Linked DNA regions of Homo sapiens: region 2 is linked to region 1. Evidence: chromatin loops called from intact Hi-C (ENCODE). Cell type or tissue: tibial artery. All regions are shown on one strand.

What was found. A loop is a pair of places that touch in the nucleus more often than their neighbours do. Peaks named below come from ENCODE experiments on the same cell type or tissue, not always from the same donor. Only the 100,000 strongest peaks of a DNase experiment are listed, where the experiment ranks them.
Region 2: it touches region 1 in a loop (3-fold over the local background); 2 of 110 quality-filtered maps call a loop at or near these places.

The regions. Positions count from the first base shown.
Region 1 is chr10:4,492,654-4,497,653 of GRCh38, reverse strand. No RefSeq gene overlaps it. Among named protein-coding and RNA genes, the nearest start is that of LINC00703, 110 kb to the right of the region's middle. In tibial artery, no CTCF peak of the experiment used is centred here; no DNase peak of the experiment used is centred here; H3K27ac peaks cover 1,281 bases.
Region 2 is chr10:4,082,461-4,087,460 of GRCh38, reverse strand. It overlaps LOC107984195 (a long non-coding RNA gene), which reads right to left. Exons shown (of 10, transcript NR_176060.1): 8 at 4,642-4,777; 9 at 4,086-4,185; 10 at 3,211-3,590. Among named protein-coding and RNA genes, the nearest start is that of MIR6078, 94 kb to the right of the region's middle. RefSeq lists an enhancer at 3,531-4,043. In tibial artery, no CTCF peak of the experiment used is centred here; no DNase peak of the experiment used is centred here; H3K4me3 peaks cover 413 bases; H3K27ac peaks cover 1,868 bases.

The DNA of each region.
Region 1 (5,000 bases):
AGTGATAAAATTGATACTTTTCCATGACTTCTCTTTTAAAAAAAATCTGTCAGTTGCCAGATTTCCTCAATCTCAAAAATGTCTATCAAATCGTACGCTTTGCCGCATTTGAACACCATTGCATTAGCTCCTCCAGCCACCAGTCTTTAGTGTCTTGTGTTGGTCCATGGTTTCCTACCTGTCCTCTTGATGAAGAGCTCTTCCCAGTGGGGATGGGGCCCAGCTTGGATAGTCCTGCAAGAGCACAGAGCTGAATGCTCAATAATTTTGTGAGCCGGTGAAACAAGTGCTAGCTTGAAACTGACCGTAAGAAGGGACAACACACTCTGGAGCCTACTTGAGGGTAGAGGGTGGGAGGAGGGAAAGGAGCAGAAAAAAAGTAACTAATGGGTCCTAGGCTTAGTACCTGATGAAATAATCTGTACATCAACTCCCTGTGACATGAGCTTACCTATATAACAAACCTACACATGTGTCCCTGAGCCTAAAATAAAAGTTAAAAAATGGCCAGGCGCCATGGCTCATGTCTGTAATCCCAGCACTTTGGGACGCCAAGGCAGGCAGATCACCTGAGGTCCAGAGTTCAAGACCAGCCTGACAAACGTGGAGAAACCCCAAGTCTACTAAAAAATACAAAATTAGCCGGGCGTGGTGGTGCAGGCCTGTAATCCCAGCTACTCGGGAGGCTGAGGCAGAAGAATCACTTGAACCCAGGAGGCAGAGGTTGCAGTGAGCTGAGATCCTGCCATTGCACTCCAGCCTGGGCAACAAGAATGAAACTTCATTTCGAAAAAAACAAAAAAAGCTAAAAAAAAAGCTAAAAAAAAGAAAATGTGGTACATATGCACAATGGAGTACCATTCAGCCATAAAAAAGAATGAGATTGAGTCATTTGCAACAACATGGGTAGAACTGGAGATCATTATGTTAAGTGACATAACTGCAGCAGAGAAGGATGAACATCACATGTTCTCACTTATTTGTGGGAGCTAAACATCCAAATAATTGAACTCATGGACATAGAGAGTAGAAGGATGGTTACTGGATTATTTGCAACTCAATGGATGAATGCTTGTAGGGGTGGATACTCCATGCTTCATGATGTGCTTATTTCACATTGCATGCCTGTATGAAAACATGTTATGTACTCTGTAAATATCCTACTATGTACCCACAAAAATTAAAAATTTAAAAAAAGAAAGACACTGACCATAGCTGGAGTATTCACAGTATGAAATCTACAAACACTACAAATTAGGACTTTTCTTTTTTCTTTTATTAGAATACAACTGATCTTGACCTTCCAGTCCAACTGCCCCCTCGGTGTCAGAATTATCTTCCTAAAAAAGCAAAGACAGTAATGCCAGTATCCACTATCAAAATGGGACATGGGAAATGCTATTTTTATCAATGTAAGGTCATGACTGAAATATTGGTGAGCAAAGCAGTTTTATATATATATATAATATATATATAATATGATATATATAATATATATATAATATGATATATATAATATATATATAATATGATATATAATATATATATAATATGATATATATAATATATATAATATGATATATAATATATACATTATATGATATATATAATATATACATTATATGATATATATAATATATACATTATATGATATATATAATATATATATTATATGATATATATAATATATATGTATTATATGATATATATAATATATATATTATATGATATATAATATATATATATTATATGATATATATTATATATATTATGTGATGATATAATATATATATATGAGAGAGAGAGAGAGAAAGACAGAGTTTTGCTCTTGTCACCCAGGTTGGAATGCAGTGGCATGATCTCAGCTCACTGCAACCTCTGCCTCCAGGGTTCAAGCTATTCTCCTGCCTCAGCCTCCTGAGTAGCTGGAATTACAGGCCGTGCCTGGCTAGTTTTTGTATTTTTATTAGAGATGGGGTTTTGTCATTTTGGCCAGGCTGGTCTTGAACTTATGACCTCAGGTGATCCACCCAGCTCGGCCTCCCAAAGTTCTGAGATTACAGGCATGAGTGACAGCACCTAGCCTGATTTAAATATATTTATAATCAGAGCACTGCACATGCACATAGAGAGACACATGCTCACACGTGTTCTTCATTGTAGAACTTCAAATGGTGGCAATTCTTGGTAAAGCAGACAGTGGGTTCAGCTTCAGGGATGGTGGAAGTCCTTCTGCTCAGGCATCCCATTCAATAGCCTCTTTACCCCTAACCCGGAATCTTTATTAAATGTTTCCATGTGCCCTGTGTCTTATTTATCCATTGATGTCTCATAAGTTTGACATATAGAGAAGATGGTGATTCCTAGTCTCAAGGTAGAATTCTTTCATCCATGTGTTCTCCAAAGACAATTTGTTTTTCCAAAGTGAAAATCTGTGTTATATTCTGTTTCAGAGGAGGTGAAAAGATCTCTGGTAAATTGGTTTGCTGAAAATCAGTAGAAATCGATTTTTCAAAATTGCAAGGCCAATTCTGGTGTTTCTGAGATGAAGACAAAGAGTTCCCGGACACTCTGTGCCTCTGTCCAGTTTTCTTCACATGACTACATACCCCAGTAATTAAATCTCCAGAAGTTCTTCGTGCAGCCAGGCAATTTCTGTTTGAACTCTTGGCTAGTTTTAACTATTGCCCCGTCATTAACTTTACTTATAAATGCATAATTTATTAAAAATTGATATTATAATTTGGTCTAGTCTGCTCAAAATATCTTTCTGCTATCCTCCCCCAGGCCAACTAGTTAATTTTTGTTTGTTCTCTATTTAAAATAAATTTCTGGATTGCTCTTATAGCTCGTAATTACATCAGCACCATTGCATTTGGTCTGTCATCATTCACATATTTCACTGCTTTCAGAACCCTGCTGGTTTCCTCTTGTCCAATGAAATATATGCTTCAACATCTTGTTAAAATGAAAATGATTGTGTGAGAAGCTGGATGAGGGAGAGGTGTCTGCATTATTGTGCACACTGCAGTTTGACAGCCATTGGCCTATAGGTCAAGCTAATAGCCAAACTCTTTAGTACGAAGCATACTTTTCCTTCAGCATCCATCTCTAACATCTTACCTACCTTTAAAATCCCATTTCCAGCTACACTCATCCCAAATTCCTGAAACACTGCATTGCTTATTTGTTCCCTGTTCTCTAGTCGCTGGGCATATTAGAAGTTTTTACATTTTCATAAATTCTTATCTCTGCTTGGGATGACTTCCTCTGCATCACTGCAACCAGATATGGTTTCCAAAGCCAGCTCCTCAGAAAATCATAATAACTAACAATTACTGAGTTCTTTCAACATGTGAGGCATATTGTTAGGTCCTTCCAGGAATTACTTCATTCAATCATACCTGCATTTTAAAGGAGAGGGTTTAAGAGGAAGAATGTGAGGCTCTGGCCCACAAAGTCACCTGCCCATGTTTACGCAGATTCAAATCCTGTCCTGGAGACAGGAGCCCAGGCAGTTTGTACACTGTCTTTATCACTCTCCATTGCTTTCTCTTGATATATTTTCTTCACAGCAATCATCATTTTCTAAGATTATTTTTTATGTCTTTATTTAGAAGTTTTGTTATATTTTCACCTATTAGACTCTATGGTTTAGTACTCCTGGGCTTCTGATTGTCTTTTATACATGGAAAAGACTCTATAGGTATTTCTTGGATGGATGGAGGAAGGGATGGATGGATGGATGGACACATGGATAGGTGATGGATGGAAGGATGGATGGATTATGGATAGAAGGATGGATGGATGAATAGATGGATGGAAGGATGGATAGATGATGGGTGGAAGGATGGAGAGATGATTATTGTTATCTGGGTCTTTCCTTTTAATGGGAGAAGTAATACAAATGTCTAGACAGATAAATAAGCATGTAAGTCACATATTCAGAAATGGCTCACATGTTTCTCCTATTTTCTCTCCATATGGTAACAAGTTTGAGGCAACACTTTGCTTCTTAATGTGTGGTCTGCAGAACAACAGCATCAGAATAACCTGGGAGATTATTAGAAATCCAGAACCTTAAACTTCTCCCCAGACCCACCAAATCAAAATCTATATTTTAACAAAATTCCCAGTTAGTCCTATGTGCACATCATTGCACACAGTTCATGTGACTAGTGCTTGTTTTTATCAGGAAGTAGCACGAAAGAGTTCAGACTTACAATTGATTTGCTAAACATACCTGAAAGCACTTTTGAACTGAGAAGCTCTAAATTATTTCTGTTTCAATTTAGAAATAAAACAATCATTTTTCCTGTTAGGTCCCTACCTAATGTAAAAATAATCAAAAATTATGTACTACACAATACTAAAAAAGCACTAAGAAAACCATATAAAACTAAAATGAATTAAATCCTTTTTTAGTATTCTAAAAAGCTGATTTCAACTAAGAATGCCGTTCCTCAGCATTTCTGGTTGACTAAATACCATTTTAAAAATCAAAGTCATTTTCATAAATCTCCTTATATACTAAAAATGTGACTTACTAAATATAATTTTCAAATCCAATAGGAACAAATGAAAGAAAATTGGACTGCATTATTTCATGTAATTTATGCAATTGTTATCCTTATGCATGTTCAAATTTTATAAAGATAATAAATACAGAATAATTAAATAACTTTAATTTAATTTTTTAAAATTTAAATTATTGGTATGTAGTTATCAAGGCAATGTTAATCACATGTATAACATATTGAATATATGCATACAATTACATAACTGCCTTGACTTCTATAGAAACATACTATTTTTTCAAAAAATAGACTTCTTTCTTTATGGTAGTCTTAGGTTTATAGAAAAATTTCACAGAAAGTAGAGTTCCTATCCTTTCCACTTTTTCAAGTTTCTCTTTCATTAAAATCTTGCATTCATCTGGTACATATGTTACACCCGAGGGGGCAATATTGGTACATTATTATTAACTGAAGCACACAGCT
Region 2 (5,000 bases), 410 kb after region 1:
GGCTGAGGCAGGAGAATCACTTGAACCCAGGAGACAGAGATTGCAAGGGAGATGAGATGGCGCCACTGCACTCCAGCCTTGGCAACAAGAGTGAAACACTGTCTGCAAAAAAAAAAAAAAAAAAGAAAGAAAAGTCGGCATGGTCATGGTTATGTGCGTTGTATGCATACTATGGTAAAGTTGCAGTTTCTGACTTGTGACAGTTCAAGTTACAATGTTTTGACTTTATGATTACACCTATGCAACCACTCTGTTCTTCACCATCAGCACAGCATTCAATAAACTACGTAAAATATTCAACCCTGTTTTTATATAAAATAGGATTTGTATTAGGTGATTTTACTCACCTGTAGGCTAAGGTAAGCGTCCCGAGCACATCTAAGTTAGGCTAGGCTGATCTACGCAACTTGATGAGTTAGGGATATTGAATGCATTTTTGACTCACTGAGAGAGGGAGTTGGTGAGTTTAATGATGGGATGCCTAAGAGGGAGCCATAGACTGGCAAACTTAGTTGGATTAAAAAAACAGAAAAGGTAAGGAAATGGACCCACCACTACTAAATGATCTAGAGTATCTTGGTTGAGAAACAAAAGCAGTTTGAGAAATGAGATAAGAGTAGAAGAAGAAGACGTTGTGAGCTTAGGGAAGGGGAGTAGTGCTGGGGTTCCTCCGATGCTCCAACAAGGAGTAAAGGAATGAGATGAGGGAGCGGGGGAGGCAGAAGAGGGACGGGATGATTACAGGAGGAGGAGGGCAAGGACAGGAGAGAAAAGAGGTTGCCTGGGACAGACTTGCACGGTTGTGAGAAAGAATGTAGAGAATTGCGGCAGTAAAAATAGAAACTCCTGGGAAGCCTTATGAATGGGGCTGGGATTGTTTAGCTTCATGAATGGGAGTGACGAAAGCTTGAACAATAACGACCTGGAGCCTCCTAGGAAGGAGAAGGTTTGTGGGTCTGCTGGGAGGGTCTGGAGAAAAGCAAATATTATGTCCGCACCAAGCTGAAGGGGACACGTCTTTCACACGCTTGGAAATGGGAAAGTGGCCAGGTTGGATAAGAGTCAAGAAGGAGAATGAATTTTCAAAACCATTGAAATGTCTTGACTGGGACTTGGCAATCGGATGGAATCACTCTCTATGTTGGGAAACTCGGGTGAAAGGAAGTGATATAAGGAGAAATGAACAGTTTTGTTAAAAATGACATTTTTCTCCCTGTCATCCATCCAAATGATTCCATTGTCAGTGATATCCCTTTCCTCTGGCCTCAGACCCTCCCTTCACATTCTGTCCCCTTCCTCTGTGGCTTCTTGCAACCCAGGCATGCGTCATTTTCTGGCTGTAAATCATGCACTTTTCTCTGTATTGCTTTTGAAATGTGATGGATGAATTCTGTCATGTAATTAGTTAGAAGGGGTCCAAGTGTCACCTCTTCCTTCTTTTTGCAGATCCCTCAATTCAATGTATACAAAATATTTACCAAATAATCTGAATTGTCTGGTTCCAGACATCGTTTGATTTACAAACATTGCTTTAGTGCAGGTTAAAGTGAATGAACAACTATCTTTCTTATGTCCATAGATATCTGGATTATAATTAAATCTAATGCAGTGGCATTGTTAAGGACCCTGATCTATATATAGGGGGAAGACAAGGGACCACAGTCCTTCAGGGAATATTGCAACATGCCAATTATTTCTATCATGTGCAGGCATTATAGTGCATAAAATTCAAAATCCCAAGTAAGACGTCACCTGTGCCATCATCTCAGATGAAGACTGGAGTCGCTACTGTGGTGTGTGTCAGGGGCAGCACTGCATTCCGCCTGCCTTGAATTTTCGACAGAGGAGGCAGAGCCTAGGAAAGGTAGAAACATGGGCTTTCGATTGCCATAAGGCTCAATCAAATCCTAGCACTACCTCTGATTGCACACGGAAGGGGAAGTTATTTACTCCCTCCGAAACTCAGTTTCAGTGTTTATAATACTGAAATGCGGTAACTAATATCGACTCCATGGAGTTGGGGCAACAGTTAAGTAAGAACACATGTAAAGTGTTTAACACACTATATGGCTTATAAAAATAGCTTAATAAGTGGGAGTCATGGTGATTTCTTAGTGTAATTATAATTAAAAATAAGTGTAAAGAGGCCAGGCATGGTGGATCATACCTGTAATCCCAGCATGTTGGGAGGCCGAGGAAGGGCAGATCACTTGAGGCCAGGATTTCGAGACCAGCCTGGCCCACATGGAGAAACCCTGTCTCTACTTAAAAAAAAAAAAAAGAAAAAGAAAAGAAAGTTAGCTGGGCATGGCGGGTGGCGGGCACCTGTAATCCCAGCTACTTGGGATTACAGGAGTAGCTGGGATTATAGCTACTGGAGAGGCAGTAGAGTTGCTTGAGGCAGGAAAATTGCTTGAATCAGGAGGCAGAGGTTGCAGTGAGCTGAGATAGTGCCACTGCACTCCATCCTGGGTGACACAGCAAGGTTTCGTCTTAAAAGAAAAAAAAAAGTGTAAAGGTAATTTTCAGGGCTTTAACAGTTCTGGTAGAATGTAAATAATCATCAATAACCCATAAGGTCCTTTAGTCACAAAATGCTTCTCAGTAGCTAGGGTACCTTCTCACCGGTTCCTTTGTAGGGAGTCCATCATCACATATTTTTATCACATTTAACCTGAATGTTGCATCCCCTAAGTTACAAATTAAGTTTTATTCCTCCATGGATTTATGTCATGGGTAAGACTGATCTATAAATTTTGAGTGCCGAGTTACCTTTTGAGGGTAAATGTATCCTTCAAACCCTGCTTTTTAATGTGAGAGTACTGGTCAATCTATAGTTTGGGTTTTGAACAGAGGACTATGCAGAGACGTCTTCTGCTCTCACAGTGGAGGACACAGAGCATTTCTAAAGACACATCCCATGCAGTTCCTTCTAGAACATCTGGCTCAAATGACACATTTTAATCAACATAATTTCTTCTTTAATCCCATGGATTTTTTTATTTTTTTTTTCTTCCTTTATTATATGGCTCTAATACAATAATAAAAACCTAAGAGAAAACAAGTATCAGCTTTGAAAAGCATAAGCCCCAAATTCACTAACTTATCCAAATGTCAAATTGTTATTTTATTATACATTAATGAAATGAGCTGAATGGCAAATTAATTAGAGGAGGTGAACCAAGATATATTAAAGCTAAAGAAATTTAAGTTTATATTTTTATTGCTTTGTATTTTTAAAAAAGAAACAGTTTTCAAGCAGCTAGATATGTGGTGATAATTAAGTACAAAACTGTCATAATGTAGGCAATTAACAACAAAAACAACAACAAAACCTTCACCTTAGGAACATTTTATGTTGTTACCCTAAAATCTCAATTCCTGATAGACATTACAAAATGTCAGCACGGCCCACATTCCTGAAAGCTCTTGAAATGATGAATGCAGTATCGAGAGGAAAGCTGAGAGGGTGAAAGATCACTGCACATCCCTGCACTGGCAAGGCACCCATACAAGAGGAAATCTGTTTATCAATGCTGATTGCTCCTGCTCTGCTAAAGATGCCAAAATTCAGCAAGAGTTGCAGAGAGCTGAAAGTACACAAAACAAGTCAGTTACTTTGAAATCCTTGAGCCAGAGCTAAGCCTACCTCAGCTCACATCCTAAAAACATCCAAAATGCAATCCTCTTATGCAATCTTGGCTCTTAGAATTCCCTTTGGCAGAATGAGGAGGGCCATCTTCCGTTTGCCAGGAAAATGCACTTCAAAAGCACAGCCTACCCCGCTTTCTACTATCTTATTTCAAAGCTCTGGTGCTTATCACTTGGACCCCTGCCTAGAGAACATTGTGAATTCCCATAAAGATGCATTAACACAAGATAGAAGAATCTGCCAGTCTGAAGGCATCTGCTGTTTGTCAGCTGTCATTCCATGAGAGTTTATCTTCTGGATGTCAATGGCCAATGGCACTGGCCTCACTTCTAAACATGAGATTAAGGCTGAGATCCCAGGTCAGGGACACAAGCTGACTTCAGCCTTTTCTTGAATCTGGACTTTGCCACACCTCCACTCTGCGATAGCACACCTTCACAGCTTTTGTGAGGTCACAGCATCCACCTGGATTCGGCACACACGTTGATTTTCAAGGGCCCATCACAACTTGCAATTCTGCATAGGTGTTTTCTCTAAATGGTAATAATAACGCATGAATTATTATACTATTGCTGCTTGACAGCCCTTTTCCTGTGTGTAGTGGTTTTGGATTATGGCCCACAAAGGCCATCAATTATGCTAGAAAACTAAGGAGCTGGGGGAAAATCACAGGGCAAAATGCATTTTGAGAGACATCATTGTCTAGACTCAAATGTCAGCCTTGGCACCCTCTTCTCAGCCTGGCCTAGATCCACTGTTGGGCAAGTTGATTCTAAAAGGTCCATTTCATTCCCCTCCATGCAAAGCAATGGTAAACAATCAAGTATGTCAAAAATGTTGTTGAGAGTGCATGTTTCTTTGGGAGTGATTACATCTTAGCCGTAGCTCATGAGACTCAGGTCTGGATGGAAAAACTTTTCCAGTGGAGGATTTACAGAGAACAATATAAACATAGATGACAAAGCAAAACAACAAGACAGTTATCTCACCTTACAAATTACATACATCATGGCTAGGCACAGAGGCTCATGCCTGTAATCCCTGTAACTTGGGAGGCCAAGGTGGATGGATGACTTGAGCCCAGGAGTTCGAGACCAGCGTGGACAACATAACGAAACCCCATCTCTACAAAAAATACAAAATTAACCTGGCATGGTGGCTCATGCCTGTAGTTGCAGCTATTCAGGAGGCTGAGATGGGAGGATCACCTAAGCCCAGGAGGTCAAGGCTGCAGTGAGTCGTGATCACGTCACCGCACTACAGCTTGGGGGACAGAATGAGACCCTGTTACACACATACACACACAAATTACAAATTACATACATTAAAAAATGCCTTGTATGTATCT